Regions from separate parts of the Mus musculus genome. Here region 1 is linked to region 2. Evidence: chromatin loops called from intact Hi-C (ENCODE). Cell type or tissue: heart. All regions are shown on one strand. Links, peaks and the distances in the headings refer to the core of each region. The heading gives the core; the rest is flanking DNA.

Region 1 (8,342 bases), core at 69-8,068, 140 kb after region 2:
TGTTTTAGTTCAGTTTGTCTGCACTGGGATCCACATCCCATCCCAACATAGTCTACTTAAAAGGGGAGCTTACATTTCAGATTGTCTCCAGGATAGAACCACTACCTCCTCCTCCTCCTCCTCCTCCTCCTCCTCCTCCTCCTCCTCCTCCTCCTCCTCCCACCTGTTTGGTTAGTCTGGGGATTAATCTTTGTTACCACAGTTTACAAACTCCTTGAGATTGAGGACCTTGCCCATGTTACCACCAGATTCCCCAGTGTCCTCAGAAGTTTCCAGACAACAAGTAGTCACTTGGCAGAGGATTGAGGAGAGACTGTGGAAGAGAGTAAGAAGATACATTTACCTAGGAATTTCATAAATTCATTTTTTTAATAGCTGAGTAGTATTCCATTGTGTAAATGTACCACATTTTCTGTATCCATTCCTCTATTGAGGGGCATCTGGGTTCTTTCCAGCTTCTGGCTATTATAAACAAGGCTGCTATGAACATAGTGGAGCATGTGTTCTTCTTACCGGTTGGGACATCTTCTGGATATATGCCCAAGAGAGGTATTTCGGGATCCTCCGGTAGTACTATGTCCAATTTTCTGAGGAACCGCCAGACTGATTTCCAGAGTGGTTGTACAAGCTTGCAATCCCACCAACAATGGAGGAGTGTTCCCCTTTCTCCACATCCTCGCCAACATCTGCTGTCACCTGAGTTTTTGATCTTAGCCATTCTGACTGGAGGGTATCATCCTGAGTGAAGTAACCCAATCACAAAGGAACTCGCACAATATGTACTCACTGATAAGTGGATAATAGCCCAGAAACTTAGGATACCCAAGATATAAGATACAACTTGCCAAACGCATGAAATTCAAGAAGAACGAAGACCAAGTGTGGACACTTTACCCTTTCTTAGAAATGGGAACAAAACACCCATAGAAGGAGTTACAGAGACAAAATTTGGAGCTGTGACGAAAGGATGGACCATCTAGTGACTGCCATATGCAGGGATCCATCCCATAATCAGCTTCCAAATGCTGACACCATTGCATACACTAGCAAGATTTCGCTGAAAGGACCCAGTTATAGCTCTCTCTTGTGAGACTTTGCCTAGCAAACACAGAAGTGGATGATCACAGTCAGCTATTGGATGGGTCACACGGCCCCTAATGGAGGAGCTAGAGAAATTACCCAAGGAGCTATAGGGAACTGCAACCCTATAGGTGGAACAACAATATGAACTAACCAGTACCCGGGAGCTCTTGTCTTTCGCTGCATATGTATCAAAAGATGGCCTAGTCGGCCATCACTGGAAAGAGAGGCCCATTGGACATGCAAACTTTATATGCCCCAGTACAGGGGAACACCAGGGCCAAAAAGGGGGAGTGGGTGGGTAGGGGATTGGGGGGGTGGGTATGGGGGACCTTTGGGATAGCATTGGAAATGTAAATGAGGAAAATACCTAATTAAAAAAAAAAGAAGAAGATACATTTAGATAGGAGGGCCCTCATAGCAATCTCCTATATTTTTATTGGTGTAGTATAATTATGGCTCCTGAAGTTTATCAATACAACCATATATAATTTTATTGGTGAAGTATAAGTATGGCCACCATTTTCTTTGAAACTATGCACTCCTGAAGTTTATGCAAACTTCTGCAATGACAATTCTTAGCTCTATTAGTCTTGATCTTTTGAGTTAAATCATCCACACTAATTCTCATTTTTGCTTTGCAATCATATTAACAACATGCATTACAAAATCAATGAACATATTTTAAGAGTATAGTTTATTATGAGCATACAGCAACAAACAGAGAAAATCCAAGCTTTTGGATTTTGCCAATTTAGAAATCTAAATTGGCATCATAAGATGATTAATGCTGGTGTTATGGTAACAATGTATTACAAGGGTCAACGATACTGTGTTTTCCACGATACAAAGAAAGCACAGGCTCTGAAGTCCTATGCGGAATGCTTCTTTTCCTTTGTTTTAGCCTGAATTTTCTCTGTCCAGCAGAAACCAATTAGTATTTTTATGTCTGAGTTTATGCTTCTATAAACTGAAGAAAACCCTTGCTACCTATGCTCAGAAGAATGCTCTGATAAATAATGAAGTCATGTCTGAAACACACGATACAAGAACAAAGTATAATTATGATTTGTTTTCTGATTGGGATTAGCTTGATTCCCAGTTTCTAAGAAGTTTGTAATAACTGTCTAATAGTCCCATAATGTTTTTGTTCTCTCTTGGTGGGGGGGGGGCATTTAAGCAGATGCTTGGAATGCTAACTGTGAATATCTAACACTACACATGTGTAAGCTGCTTTATGCAAAGCCTCATCGAATACACCATGGAATATATGGATGGCAAAAGGTATTTCTGTTAGAGACAGGGAGATAGAGAGACAGAGAGGCACATGCACACAAACACACACACACACACACCATACACACACTCACACTCACACACACACACACACACACACACACACACACACAGAGAGAGAGAGAGAGAGAGAGAGAGAGAGAGAGAGAGAGAGAGATGGAATTTTCTTTGTTGTTAGGATTTTCCAAGCTAAGAAGTATGGCAGTCTTTTTGATATGGTTATATTCATTTTCAGGAGGAAGTACTCAAAAACCTGTTGTTGGGAAAATACAAATGTGATGCCAGCTTTCACTGAGCTATGCAAACAAATATACAAGAAGACAACAGAACTCTTTGCTATTTCAAACTAAATATATTCTACCATGCACTGCTGTGAGTTGGGAAGCAATTAGGAATCTCTGCAGCAAATTTGAATTCAGTGACCAGTAGCTTCAACAAAGATTAAGCTGACCTTTCTTTTCATTAGTATTCGTGACGTATAGTTTTGTTCTTAAAAGAGTTTGGGCCTTGGAGTAATACTTTCTTCCTTTTAATAGACAATTATTTACTGACTTGCTCCAGTCTTCCATTACTTGTTAAGACTTGAGATATTGGACGACATGTCTTTATGGCTTTTGTACTTTAAAAATTCAATTAAATTTTACTTTGCACAAAGCAAATTCACTGTTCTTCCTAGGCAAGGTCATAGAACATTGATAGAGTAGCAGCCACCATAGGGTTTCATTAAGATTTTGTTCAGATGGGGAAAGGTACTTAATAGACCTGTGAATTCAGGAAAAGATGTACCAGTAAAATCTACTTTTTTGTATTTGGTTATTTTTTTGTGTAATTATTTTCTTGCACTTTCCTAACAGAATTCATTTCCAGTGATCATTTATATATTACACTTTCTGGTCCAAAGATGTCATTTTATAGATATCATTGCCAAGAGAATATTTTTGTCTTCTCTTTGGATGGGGGAGCAAGATCATCTTTTGATTTTTAATTGAAAAAAGCCATTTGCTTTGGTAAGTTTCCATTCTTTAATTAACTCAATAAATGATTTTAAAGCCCAAGATCAATTGTATGTTATTAGCAGCCTTGTCCTACTTGACAGAAAATACTCACATAGGAGACAAGAAATAAAGAGTCTTAAGTTAGCGTAGATGATAAAAAGACTGCCAGTGTTGAAGTGTGCCTCAGGGCTAGAAGTGTCAGGGTTGAAGAAGACCTTAGAGCTGGAGGTAAAAACGTATAGGGTACAGAATGTGTTCCTGAAACCTAAAGCCTCTCCTTGAAGCATGTTTACCTTCCATTTGCCTATATAACTTGATTATTTCCTAGCTTAAGCTACCCAGTAACTTACCAGGAACCTCCTCACACCCAGGAACATCTGTTTTCAATTGGAAAGTGCTTACAAGAGGACCACCTGCCAGCTCAGGGAATGTTTTCCTTCTCCCAGTGGGGTCTTAGCTTTCATGTAGTTAAAGCGAGCTAAGCAAGAAGCCCTGAAGACTATTGTTAAGGCTCACATGCTTACTGGTATGTTCTTATATACAGAAAACGAAACCCATAAGATACAACTATGCTCAGTTTTTAAATTCTATCTTTACTGATCCTTACTCAGAACTCTGAATTTTTTTCTCCATGCCTTTCTTTATATTTCCTTTCTCCACTTTTATTTATTCATTTCATTTGTGGGTACGATGGCACATGTGTGTCACAGTAAGCATGTGGAGGTCAAAAGACAAGGAGGTAGGTTCTTTCCTTATACCTTGTGGGGACCAGGGATGAAAGCCAAGGCACCAGCAAGTGCCTTTACCTAATGAGCCATCTTCTTGGCCTCTTTCTTCATATGCCTTTGCTCTGTTACATTTCCTGATACCACTAATAGTCTTGATACAAAAGAAAATGTTTCTCAGTTTTGAAAGCTATGGCATTAAAGCAAATGCAAACACTTCTTCAATGAGCCTAAATGTTGTTTCTCCCACACCCAGGACAATTGCCATGGGCACAAAAGAGTCATGAAGGCTGCTAAAGAACTGAACTATTTCAGCTCTAATCCTGATCTAAAGTTCAAGTGCAAACTTGTGCACACATGGAGAGAAGCTGTTTGAAGGAAATGAAGGAGAACCACTTGGGAATGTGGGTGCTCCTTGCTTCTGAATTTTGCCAAGTTCTCTCACACATTCTGTCACTCTTTGAAGTATAAATGTGCCAGGGAAGTGAAAACTGGGCCCTGGTATCACCTTCTTTTTCAGTAAGAGAGAGAAAAAAAATAAACAAAGATGTGTTATGGGCGTAGTTATTGTTGTAACATCAACTTTATAATGAAATATCTAGAGTAGATGCTTCCTCTATTGATACTGGAATCCCCCTCATAGGCTTACATCAGTCTTAAAATACCAGGGATACAAATAACCGTCCTACCAGGAACATAACCTATGTGGGAGCCTCAGAGGCTGGCCTCATGCAAACCCTGTGCACATTCCACATCGATGGAAGGGATCTCAGACACCCAGCTGCAGCTGACAAAATGTAGGAGTCAGGTGACAAAGTGGTGACAGGATCCTTGATGACAGCCAAAATACAGTTCCAAGTTAATATCACTTCCACACTATCTTCAGCCTGGGTCACATGGTTGCTCGGTAGAGACACACCTCAGTAAGAACCCAGAAGCACACTCACACCATGCCCTGCATTCCACAGACTCCCCTGCCTTGTTAAGAGGATCACAACACAAAGGTTATTTACCATGGGAACTCAGATTAATTCACCACTCAGGAACTAGAAGTGGACTAGGCGAGCTGCTCTCAGAAAAACAAGCCAAATGTGCTAACTCACATTACCTCACCTTCAGCAGGCACAAGTGGTGAGGAGAAATGAGTGTGGTAAGAAAGCAGGTAGTCTTTGCAGGTTCATTTCTCATGACATACTTGTCTTGAGAATCTGAATGCTAGCAATGGATGACAATAGCTTGCTTTAAGGACGACATGGAAAGGTATTCTCAAAGATCATCTTAAAGAAGATTCACAGAGCTGAGTAGTAAACTCTTCAGGCTCCTGAGCCACAAGATCTCTACTGCAAACTAAAGCCTGTCATGATGAAACCACAAAGTTAGGTTTGGCCACATAAAAATGACACAAATGGGTACCAGACTGCATCTGTTATCTGGGTCAAATCTACATAGTTTGTTGACCTTTGGGTCTAAAATGTTGACCAGACCTGAACTTTAGGTGAATACAGTCCAGTGACTCATTCCAATGGCAGTGTATAAAAGACTTCATAAGTACTGCATTAAATTTCAGAATACCAATTTTAAGAAAATCACTCTCTCCCCTTCAGTTTCATCATCTGCATATCCATGAAGAAACTTACAGAATCCACTGAGTGTTTCCTAATTTAAAATTTTGATTTTCTTCCCATAGGCGACTAAATCTCAAAAATAGCATATTTGCTCCAGTTTCTCTGAGCAGTGTTTCAGAAGGCAGGTATCCCCTGTCTAAGGAATGCTACAAGTCTCAGGAAAGTCAATTGTAGGTTTTATTACATAAATAATAAGGTAAGTGACTCGTATACTTTCCATTCTGATCCCCATTACAACATTAGGTTGCAAACTGGTTAATATCTTTTTTTATATTTTGAGATATTAGTGGAGGAAAGAAATATGTTACTCACCCACTATCTTATAGCTAATGCAGAGAAGAACAGAGCAGAACATTGTAAATGCCAGCCAGGTTTTAAAACACACCATTCTCCTAAAGTGCTCTCTACCTTTGAACCACTTCAAAAGGAGACTCTGAAATGAGAGAGCAACCATGCCCAAGTAACCACTAACTTGTGCAGATAAATATAGGCATTCTGCAATAGTTTCACGAGACAGAACAGAAATGGAACACACTGACATCAAGAGTAATATCACACAAAGAATCTACTTCCATGGGCTTCTGGCCTCACAAAATTATAAATTCTACAGGGACTTTCAGGGCTATCCACATTTACAAACACAACCCTGTTGTGCTGCTTTCCAGAGACAAGGAGAATGATAAAACTATTATTATTTTAAGTAGCTTCCTTCTAAATAAAAACACACTTATAAATTGGACACAAGTCTGTTTTTTGTTTGTTTGTTTGTTTGTTTGTTGTTGTTGTTTTGGTTTCTTGTATTAAGGTTGAAACTTTGGTCATTTTAAATAACGAACAGGAACATATCCGTTGTTTGTGAAAAACTGCATTCTGGCTGGCAGAGGGCCCTGTGTCCCCCCCCCCCCTTCTTTTCATGTTTTTTCACACTCCATCTGGTTTTGTGTACTCCGTGTCTTTTCCTCTCTGCCAAGTTTTTTTTTTCAGTGTACACACATCACTCTACATCTTCAAAGCATTTTACAAAGCTCATTTCCACGATGCTCTAAAATGAACTTCTTCGTGTTTTTCTCACAAGCCTCTAAAATACCTCACTACATGACTCTTCTTTTACTTGTTTCCAAAGAAAATCCATTTCATTTACACATTTAAAGTGCCAAACCCTCATCTTGTTTGTATTGTCCTGGACTATTTCATATTGGTTTAGCACATTCTTGGTGTCAAGCAGTGTGCAGTGTATCCTGTTACCTAGACACTGGAGCGAGGTCTGTGCGGAACCCAAGTATGGACAGAAAGATGCAAGTATCTACTGTCTTGTTATGAACAGATATGGTAATCGCAAGGATTCCAGAACAATAAGAGTAAGAATTTAGATAGCAGTGATGAGCACAGCTCTAGATATTTTCTAAAAGCTTTTTGTATTATCAACTGAGAAATATCACAGACTGGGAAACAATAAATTGTTATTGAGTTTAAGTTGGGGTGGAGGGGTATATAGATTAGTTCCAATTGCTTGATAAGTAGCCAGGCAAGTTTCTGTGTATTTTGAATGCTTTTCAAATCATCTTTATTGCCTTGTACTGTTTTATCAGATACATGGTTTGATTCATCCCCTTTTCATTTTGAAGTCAACAAGAGTCTTTTAGGGGCATAATGGTGTTTCCTAAATTCATATGTTGATTTTCTAATCAGAAGTACCTCAGAATATGACTGTATGTAGAGAACACATTGTATTAATCAGAGATTTCTAGAATCACAGAATTCATGGAATGAATTCTGTCCTCTCTCCATATATATATAACATTTATTATATATATAATATTTATGATATATAATAACATGTAGGATTTATTAGAATAATTACAGGCTTTAACCTTCTAATTCAGCTAATGGCTATTTGTGAATAGAAAGCCTAAGAGTCTAGTAGTTGATTGGTCCTGCAAGGCTTTATGTCTCAGCTTGTCTTTTGCATATGCTAGAATCCTGAAGAAATAGGCTATAATGCCAGTAAAGTAACAGATGTGCTTGCAAATTGAGACCAAGATGGCAAAGAGCAAAAGCTTCCTTCTTTTATGTTTTTATATAGACTTCCAACAGAAGGCGTGACCCATACTAAAGGTATGTCTTCCCACCTCAAGATCTGGATCAAATGTGTATATCTTCCTACCTCAAGGGTCTGAACTAGTAGATGTATCCACTTCAAAGCAAGCATAAAATCTCTCACTTGTGTGCTCTTCACTTCTAAACTGTAGTTAATTTTAGGTAATAGTCAAGTTGGTAACCAAGAATAGCCATCACAGGTATCACTGAAGAGGTGAACAAGTTACACTGAAGTGACTGGGATGAACCCTAATCACTAATTGTGTACAAGGAACTCTGATAGAAAATGGAATTTTGGGCACAGAGGGATAAGAACAGAGAGAAGTCCAGTGCCCTGGAGCCAAGGGTTTGATACCTAATACTAGATGGTTGTTGTCATGACCCCAACCATAAAAATTATTTTGCTGCTACTTCATAACTGTAATTTTGACAGTTATGAATGGTAATGTAAATATCCAATATGAAGGATATATGATATGTGACCTTTGTGGAGGTTGCAACCCATGTGTTGAGAACTGCTGGTC
Region 2 (8,342 bases), core at 274-8,273:
TTTTCAATCCACCACACTATATTTCACTATCTGTGGACTGCTAGAGACCTGGCAGGGAAGTGCACAGCGGTGGCCTGAGTCAAAGACAGACATTCTGTAGCAAAGAGTGGTTGTAATAGTCATGATGGGAAGGAAGTATAAAACTGTATGTTACTGGGGGATAAGAAAATAAAATCCACCTAAATCCAGCTGAATAGGAAATAATTTGTACATTTTGGCTCTGCCAAAAGTTGGGGGAGAGGGGTGTTTGCTGCTTTTTTTTTTTCCTGTCTTGCTTTTTATGACCTTGGTAGAAAAGCACAGCATTTTAGTGGCTCTTGTAATTTCTTTACATTTTTACAAGCACTTTATATTTGTTTTAAATAATAATAATAATGATGATAATAATGATAATAATAATAGTAATACAGCAACAGTTTCCATTTTGTCACCTTGAACTGTGACTGAGTCAGGAGCTCTAAAATAGGACAGTCTAAAATAGGGTGACAGTGAGCATTAGCCAAGCAAGATGACAATGTCCTCTCCTGTCCTCTAGAAAACATGGCACAAGCTCAGAGATGAAACACGGAAGGCCAGCACCTTTATTAGATAAGAACGCTAAACTGGTGTGGAACACTGTTCTTGTCCGTCCTCTGGCTCTTCTGAGGAAGCAGGAGTGAGGGTGTATCAGAACCGACACAAGATGCACAGAGCCTGTATTTTGTTCATAGAGAACACACCTCTGGGGGCAAGGGTGTCCTTGGAGAAAGTCAAGACACACTTCACAATAAGATTCTCTACTTGAAGTAGCACCATCACAGATTTATTTGTGTATATTCTTTAGACTACTTCAACCCTTTAAAAAGTAAGTTTATGAACTCTTACAACTAGAGAAAGAAAAATAAATGCATGCAAAAGAATATGCTAGAAAGAAAGTCCTTTTACATATTGAAAAATGGCTTAGTATCAACTATGTCCGTAGGCATCTGCTGAAATCACATAAGGTAAGTAATGGTACTCTTCTAAATAGTCATTTTTATATTATTTTGGGCCATGCTACTCAGTTATCTCAAAAATAAAATAATTATGGTATTGTTTGGCTTTTTAATTTCTTTAAGTGTTCAGTGGACATTTAATGTGTTTCCTTGGTATGCATTTAAATAAAGAGGCTAAATTCTCCTCACCATTTTGAAGTCTTTTTTTTCTAAACACATTTGAACATGTGTTCAAATTTAGAACTAGGATAAGAATAGTTCACTTTTGCTACAATCAGCAGAAAAATCAATTCATGCAGGCATTATAAATTTGATCACAAACTCGTCTTCAGTTTCTCCGATGATGGATAGCTCTTTGTGACCCATGTGTGACTTAAGGTGTCCTTCTACAGGTGCAGCAAGGTGGGGCAAAGAATGTGGGAACTAGTTGGTCCAGTGACAGGCTCAAGTGTGTGGGTGTAATGGAAGTCTATGGGAAAGGTGTTTCATTTCGGTGTGTTTTAATGAGTTCAGCTTTTCACCCAATATGTTACAAAAAAGAGTTATTCAGAAACACCAAAACCCATGTCTTCACCAGGCTTCTCAGAATCTTTGCTCTGTCCGTCCACTCTCTTTGTCCTAGCTGGAGCTTCGTGGGTGGAAAGGTCAAGACCTCCTTCTACAGCAGCAACAGCAGCTACAGTGGGCCAACAGTCCCTACCTGCCAGCTGAGGTTCCCCACGATGGGTTCTGAATGTCCCAAATCCAAACTGTACTCAATGGTTATAAATACATTTTATCACCTGCTTCCGACTGTTCTGACAGAGAGAGGAGAGAGAGGGAGAGAGAGAGAGAGGGAGAGAGAGAGAGGGAGAGAGAGAGAGAGAGAGGGAGAGAGGGAGAGAGAGAGAGGGAGAGAGAGAGAGAGAGAGAGAGAGAGAGAGAGAGAGAGAGAGAGAAAGAAAGAAAGAAAGAAAGAAAGAAAGAAAGAAGGAAAGAAAGAAAGAAAGAAAGAAAGACAGACAGACTAAACTTAAGCAATTATCTCTCATTTAAATGTTTGGGAACTTTTCCATGCAAGTCTTAGAGAGGTCTAAAGTTCATGGTGGCGGAACTTTGTTTAAACAGGAAAAATGCTGAAAGCCAGAGACAGGAAGATCTTATTAATTGATGAGGCTCTTATTTTGTGCTACCCAGCAAAGTGGAGACTCATGAAGACATTTGAAACAGCTAACAAAAATACAGTCAAAAATGAAACCAAAATAATAAACAATGAAAAGAAAGGAAATCCCCCCAGAGTCTTTTTAAAAAGTGTGTTGCCATCCTTAGCACTGAAAATTTTGCTAGAACTGATTGCCTACTGAGGCATGAGTTCATTTTACTTAAGAAGCCAATTCCTATGTTTCTTTCACGTTATCTCCTAAAATATTTTCCCCAGATCAACCAATATGGCAATACAGAAATGCGAGAGCCAGCCTGTGACAGGGGGTAGGGCTACATTTATCCACATTTACTCATTTATAGGAAAAGAAAAACAAATGCTTTCAAAGATTTTTCTCTTATTTGTTTTTTTCTCACTTTGGTTGTTTTCTTTAAAAAATAAAAATACAGAGTAACTCTTTAAGGGATTAAATGATGTCTGAGTTTACTTAAGACAGCTAGCTACTGTATTTGGTTAGACTCTCCAGAAACAGTAAAATACAAATTGAGTGTGTAACAAGATGTTAAGGGGAAGTAAGGAGGGGCTGGAAAGATGGCTCAATAGTTAAGAGCATTGGCTGTTTTTCCAGAGGACCAGGGTTTCATGCCCAGGGGCCACACCATGGCTCACAATCATCAACAGCTCTAATTCCAGGGGACCCGATACCCTCTTCTGGGTATCAGATACATGGACATCTGCATTCATACTAACACACATATGCACACACACACACACACACACACACACACACACACACACACACACAAACAAACAATAAATCATAAAAAAGAAGTAAAGAAACTTAAGGAAAAATAATACCATTTAAATTAGTTATAATTGCTTAAGTTCCTTCTTTCCTTTCTTCCTCCCTCCCTCCCTCCCTCCCTCCCTCCCTCCCTCCCTCCCTCCCTCCCCCTCTCTCTCCCTCTCTCTCTCTCTCTCTCTCTCTCTCTCTCTCTCTCTCTCTCTCTTTCTTTCTTTTTCTTTTTTAAGGAGGGAGCTTTATTGATGTTTAAAGTTAATGAAACCTATAAAGTGTTTAAAAAAGGAAAGGACTATCTCCATTTGCAGGAGTCTGCCTTACGGCCTGGAGCTGTGAAGGGGGGTGTGGCACTACCTCTCCTGTGATCTATACCAAGCAGGGAGAGATTCAGACAAGGTGGTTTGGGATTAGGCACAAGAACTAATGGCTTTCCTAATTATTCCAAGGGGTCCTGTGATTGGGCTCGAGGCCAGCACACTTTGGCCAGCAAAGCCTCTCAATTAAGTACAGTCTGCACGCCAAGTTCCTCAGTAAGAGCACGTGAAAGGGCTTCTTTTGACTTTTGATCAAATCCATTTAAATTCTCTGCCATGGGACCCTAACTGTGTCTGGAATCCCTCATACCTGGGCGGCCTTTTTATTAGGTTTTTGTTCTTAGCGTGGAGCTTCTGGTCAGTAGGGTCACAGCGCTCTCACGTACATGTGTTCATAATAAAACATTGCTGTGGAGCTGGGTAGAAGCCAGGCATCTGTCTACATTCCTCTTCGGTCTTGGAGGCAAGAGACCTGCCTAATACCCCTGTGAGGGCTGGACACTAGATCAATACTTACTGAATTGAAAAACAAAACAAAACAAAACCAAAAACAAAACTGAAAACAAACAAAAAATCCTAAACAAGAAAGTTCTTGAGCTAGCAGAGTATGTACCAAATAAACAGATGGTATACATTTCCTAGACTCCTTGCTTGCCCATTTTCTCAGTTACCCTTGGTGAGGACTGCTATGTTCGCACTCTGAGGCTAACAGAAGTTTGTCACCCCGGGAAGCTCAGGGGGATGGCAGTGTGCCTACCTTGTGGCTGTCCTTTAATCCCTCTTGCTTTGAAATGCTCATTTGCAACCAGGAAGGCAGGTCCCCTGCTTGGATCTGGTCAAGGGGCTTGTAAAAGAGGCTCTCACTTCAGTTCAATTCCTGTTCTCTTCAAGTTTAAGAAAAAGGAATGTTGGCTAACATTTAGTCCTGGGGACATACTTTCAGGTTTCATCAGTGTCTTCTCTGTTGATTTTAAAGGATAACACAGCATGCCCATAATTCAGGAGGACTTAGGTGAGTTCCCTCTAAGATATTCCCCTATCTTAAGTTGGAGGAGTTAGAGTCAGTAAATGAAATGACTGAGCCCCCAAGCAAGAGCCAGGGCAGTCTGGCACATGCTCACAGCCTTGGGCTGCTCTAAGTTGTCTTACTTGGAGCAAAGCAAATCTGAGAGAGCCAAAGCAAGAGACAGAGACAGACAGACAGACAGACAGACAGACAGACAGACAGACAGAGACAGAGACAGAGAGACAGAGGGAGAGAAGGAGAGAGACAGGGAGAGAGGGAGAGACAGAGAGACAGCAACAGAGAGAGACAGAGACACTAATGCTACCATTATTCTGATGAAAAATTGGTAACTACTGAGCTTGTAATTCTCAACCAGGAAGATTTAGAAAACTGGTCAAAATGTATTTCTCCAAGTTGAAACAATATTTGCAAAGGGACTTCAGAAAGAACAAAAACCTGTGAGGTGGGACAGGTATTACCTGAAAGAAGTGCTGGTGGCCGGAGCAGGAGCAAACTGGTGTATTTCGGTTGTTGGAATTCTTGTCAACATCAGAGATGCTAGCATACCTTTATCTAAGAATGTCAGTGGCTGTGTGTAGCCCTTCGGTCCTTATTTTTAATGCATACCTCCTACTCTATGGTGTTTTTTATTTTTGTTTGTTTGGTTTTGGTTGTGTTTTATTTTCATTTTTAAATTTTAGGACAACTTTGCTAAGTAGTAGGAGACTAGCTCAGTGACATTTTCCAAAAGTCATGATTTTAAAAAGAACGGAAGATTCTGCTGTGCAGAAGCAATGTGTTCTTGTTTTTATTTTTGAAACCGACTTCTTAATTGAAAAAGCTCAACCCATTCCTATGAACCCAGTCAGGTTCTTAACTTGACCCTTCTACAGCACTCCTCCCTTTGAGCGCCCCCTTGAGGTCAGCATCTTCATAAACAGGGCCTTCCTGTCAATCACTGTTTTCTGAGAGGTTTCACAAGCAGCTGAAGAAGGAATCACACAGGTACTGTCAGTGCTAAGGAAACTATCAATGGGAAGGAACGTAAGAGCAATATTTACGGGGATCTCCCCCTGATGTCTTGTTAGATGAAGAAGCACTCAGAGCATCCTCTATATGCAGAAATTGACAGGCATTCCAGAACATTCAGAAACTGGGGGAACTAACAGCATATATAAGCAACCATTCTTCCTGCCTTCCTGACACTTAAAATCTCTTTTACTATCTCTCTTGCTTTGATCTTTTGAAAAGAAATTGCGTCAGCAGGATTCAAATTTGTTCCTTTCTCACTTTATATTTCATTATTTATTCACTCCCTTTCTTCTGCTTTCAGTTATAGTCAATTTTCTGAATACTTCCACCCCAGGATCTCTCTACATCCATACTGGCTTCTTCTGAGAGACAAGCCCATGATTTGGAGTTTCTGTTATAATTTTCAACAAGGATGTTTCAAAGTCATTTCAAACCCGACCCAACCAAACAACATTTGAAAGCTCCAGCTATTTCACGCCAAATGAGCGGCAGCAGCCGCCGAGTGTGGTGAATCTAGATGATTGATCCCTTAGGGCTGAGCCCTCTGGGAATACCTCACAGTAGAGGCTCACACACGCATGAAGGGTCTGAACCAGGTTATTGGTGAGTAACAGTGAACGGAATCAGTACCACACCTATTGCTGCTTCTTTTGGCTCAGAGTTTTCTACAGCCTTCATGCTTCCAAGGTTAGCTTTCCTCTGACGCAACCGTTTTAAAGAGCTGTGTGTGTGGAGGGCTGAGGTTGCTTGCTAAATGGCTAAATGATATTTTCTTTCACTCACATTATTTTTCTTCCCTCTTCTAAGGATATAAGAAGCTAAAACCAGATGATAAAGAAAAGGGTCCAGCCACATTCAACCCACAATAAATACACACATACATACACACCACAATTCTCTCTATTTCTCTCTCTCTCTCTCTCTCTCTCTCTCTCTCTGTGTGTGTGTGTGTGTGTGTGTGTGTGATTTGTAAAGGACTACCCTTGAAAATCAAAAGTGCAATCCTGACTCCCAGTTAAGATTCAATTCTTGAATACCAGGCATTTTCTTTGCTCATTCTGTACCAACTTAAGGCATAGTTTTGTGAGCTGCCAAGCAGCACAGCCCCTCAGGCCCAGCACTGCCCTGATGTCTTCTACAAAGCTGCCCCTCCCTTTCAGCCTTGAAGTGACTCCCAGACCAACTGGACTGTGTCCTGATCCAAAAGGCAACCGCTTTTGATGCTGACCTTTAAATACAATAGATGCTTCCTTCTTTTCATCTCACATCATGTTTCTTTTTAACAAGAACATGGAGACTTTTCTGCAGGACTCACAGCAGACTCTTTTCTCATAGAGAATCATACATAATTAAGAGCATAACTTTGGGTTTTCATGTACAACTTGGTATACCATGAAAAATTTTAGTTTTGTGGAATTTTTTTTTTTTCATGAGGAGGAAGCACCCTCTTTACTGGGATAGCCTCAAGGGTGGAATGAGTTACACTGTGACAGTTTACAAAAAAGGCCATACAGTGATGGAAATTCAATTAAAACATACACACACACTCAAACACACACATTCTCTCTCTCTCTCTCTCTCTCTCTCTCTCTCTCTCTCTCTCTCTCTCTCTCACACACACACACACACACACACACAGAGTCAGATGAACGTATGAAGTTGGAACAGCCTCTATTTCCCTACTTCTGTGAGTTTACACATCGTGTTTGAAAAATGTTCTGTGTTTGGAGGTAGTGTTGCACTTGGCTTAGGTTTTGATGAGACAATCACGAAATCATTAAGCTTTTGGAATTGTATTTTGAATATAGTGCCCATCTGTAAAAGACATGTGGAGATCAGGGACTAACATGACTCGCTTCAGGTCAGGATGCAAACTTAATTAAAATGTGTCCGTCAGCATCACTGACTCCCTTGCATTAGTCTGCCTTCCATACGTGTGGCAAAATACCCAAGGTGGTCAACTTAAAACACCGAAAACTCACTCTGCCTATGATTTCAGAGACTGCTTCATAGTTGCTTAGTCACCAAGCCTTTGATGTCACAGTAGCAAATCTCGGTGGGAGCATGCTGCAGAGAGGAATGTCCTAGTAGGGGTTCTATTCCTGCACAAAACATGAGCAAGAAGCAAGTTGGAGAGGAAAGGGTTTATTCAGTATACAATTCCACATTGCTGTTAATCACTAAAGGAAGTCAGGACGAGAACTCAAAAAGGTAAAAGGCAGGAGTGGATGGAGAGACCATGGAGGGATGTTATTTATTGGCTTGCTTGCTTCCTCTGGCTTGCTCAGTTTGCCTTCTTATAGAACTTAGGACCCCCAGGCTGGGAATCTACCACCCACAATAGGCCATCCCCCCTTGATCACTAACTGAGAAAATACCTTGTTGGATCTCATGGAGGCATTTCCTCAATGTAAACTCCATTCTCTTGATAACTCCAGCTCCTGTCAAGTTGATGTACAGGGACTTTTTAACCTCTTGACAGCTAAGTGGAAGAGACAAAAGAAGGACCACAGCGCTTTCAAGAGTGCCTCTCAAGGGTCCAACTTCCTTCCACAAGATCCCATGTCCAAAACACTTCTTTGTTTCCTAAAGCACTACAGGTTGCAGACCAAGCATTTAACACATAGATCTTGGGGGTGGGGGGCAATTGAGTTTTCAGATTATAGGACTCCACAATCACAAGGGGATAGTATATTCTATTGAAGTTCTGTTTAGAGAAATGAAATAAAACAAAATGGCATTAGTCTTTAAGATATCACCCCACTGGGAATTTTTTAAAATCTAAGAACCTAAGGAATTTAGTCTAAAGGAAACAACTAAGAGGATTAGTCCTGATTCCCATGCCAGGAATTAGACAGGCTAATTAGTCTCTTCTGTCATTACTGAATCCTGGTCTGAAGCATTGATGCTAAGACTCAAATTTTCACAGTTTGAAAGAGAGTGCTTAGGTATTCATTTTTGTTTTTGTTTTCTGAGTGGTATTGGATTTTTTTGTTATCTTCTTTTAGCCAGAATACAAAAGGATTATCACAGCATTTAAATACACACACAACATGTGTGTGTATGTGTATGT

Evidence for each region. Hi-C counts contacts between places; a loop is a spot of excess contacts. Peaks named below come from ENCODE experiments on the same cell type or tissue, not always from the same donor. Only the 100,000 strongest peaks of a DNase experiment are listed, where the experiment ranks them.
Region 1: a loop joins it to region 2, with 2.9 times the contacts of the local background. A loop is called at or near these places in 5 of 42 quality-filtered maps.

The regions. Positions count from the first base shown.
Region 1 is chr10:56,976,031-56,984,372 of GRCm38, forward strand. Gm36827 (a long non-coding RNA gene) reads right to left here and starts at 6,201. Exons shown (of 3, transcript XR_871656.2): 1 at 6,034-6,201. RefSeq lists an enhancer at 3,078-5,786. In heart, for the core only: no CTCF peak of the experiment used is centred there; a DNase peak (open chromatin) is centred at 4,961; H3K27ac peaks cover 1,495 bases.
Region 2 is chr10:56,835,776-56,844,117 of GRCm38, forward strand. No RefSeq gene overlaps it. Among named protein-coding and RNA genes, the nearest start is that of Gm36769, 95 kb to the right of the region's middle. In heart, for the core only: a CTCF peak has its summit at 5,158 (motif pointing left); a DNase peak (open chromatin) is centred at 5,166.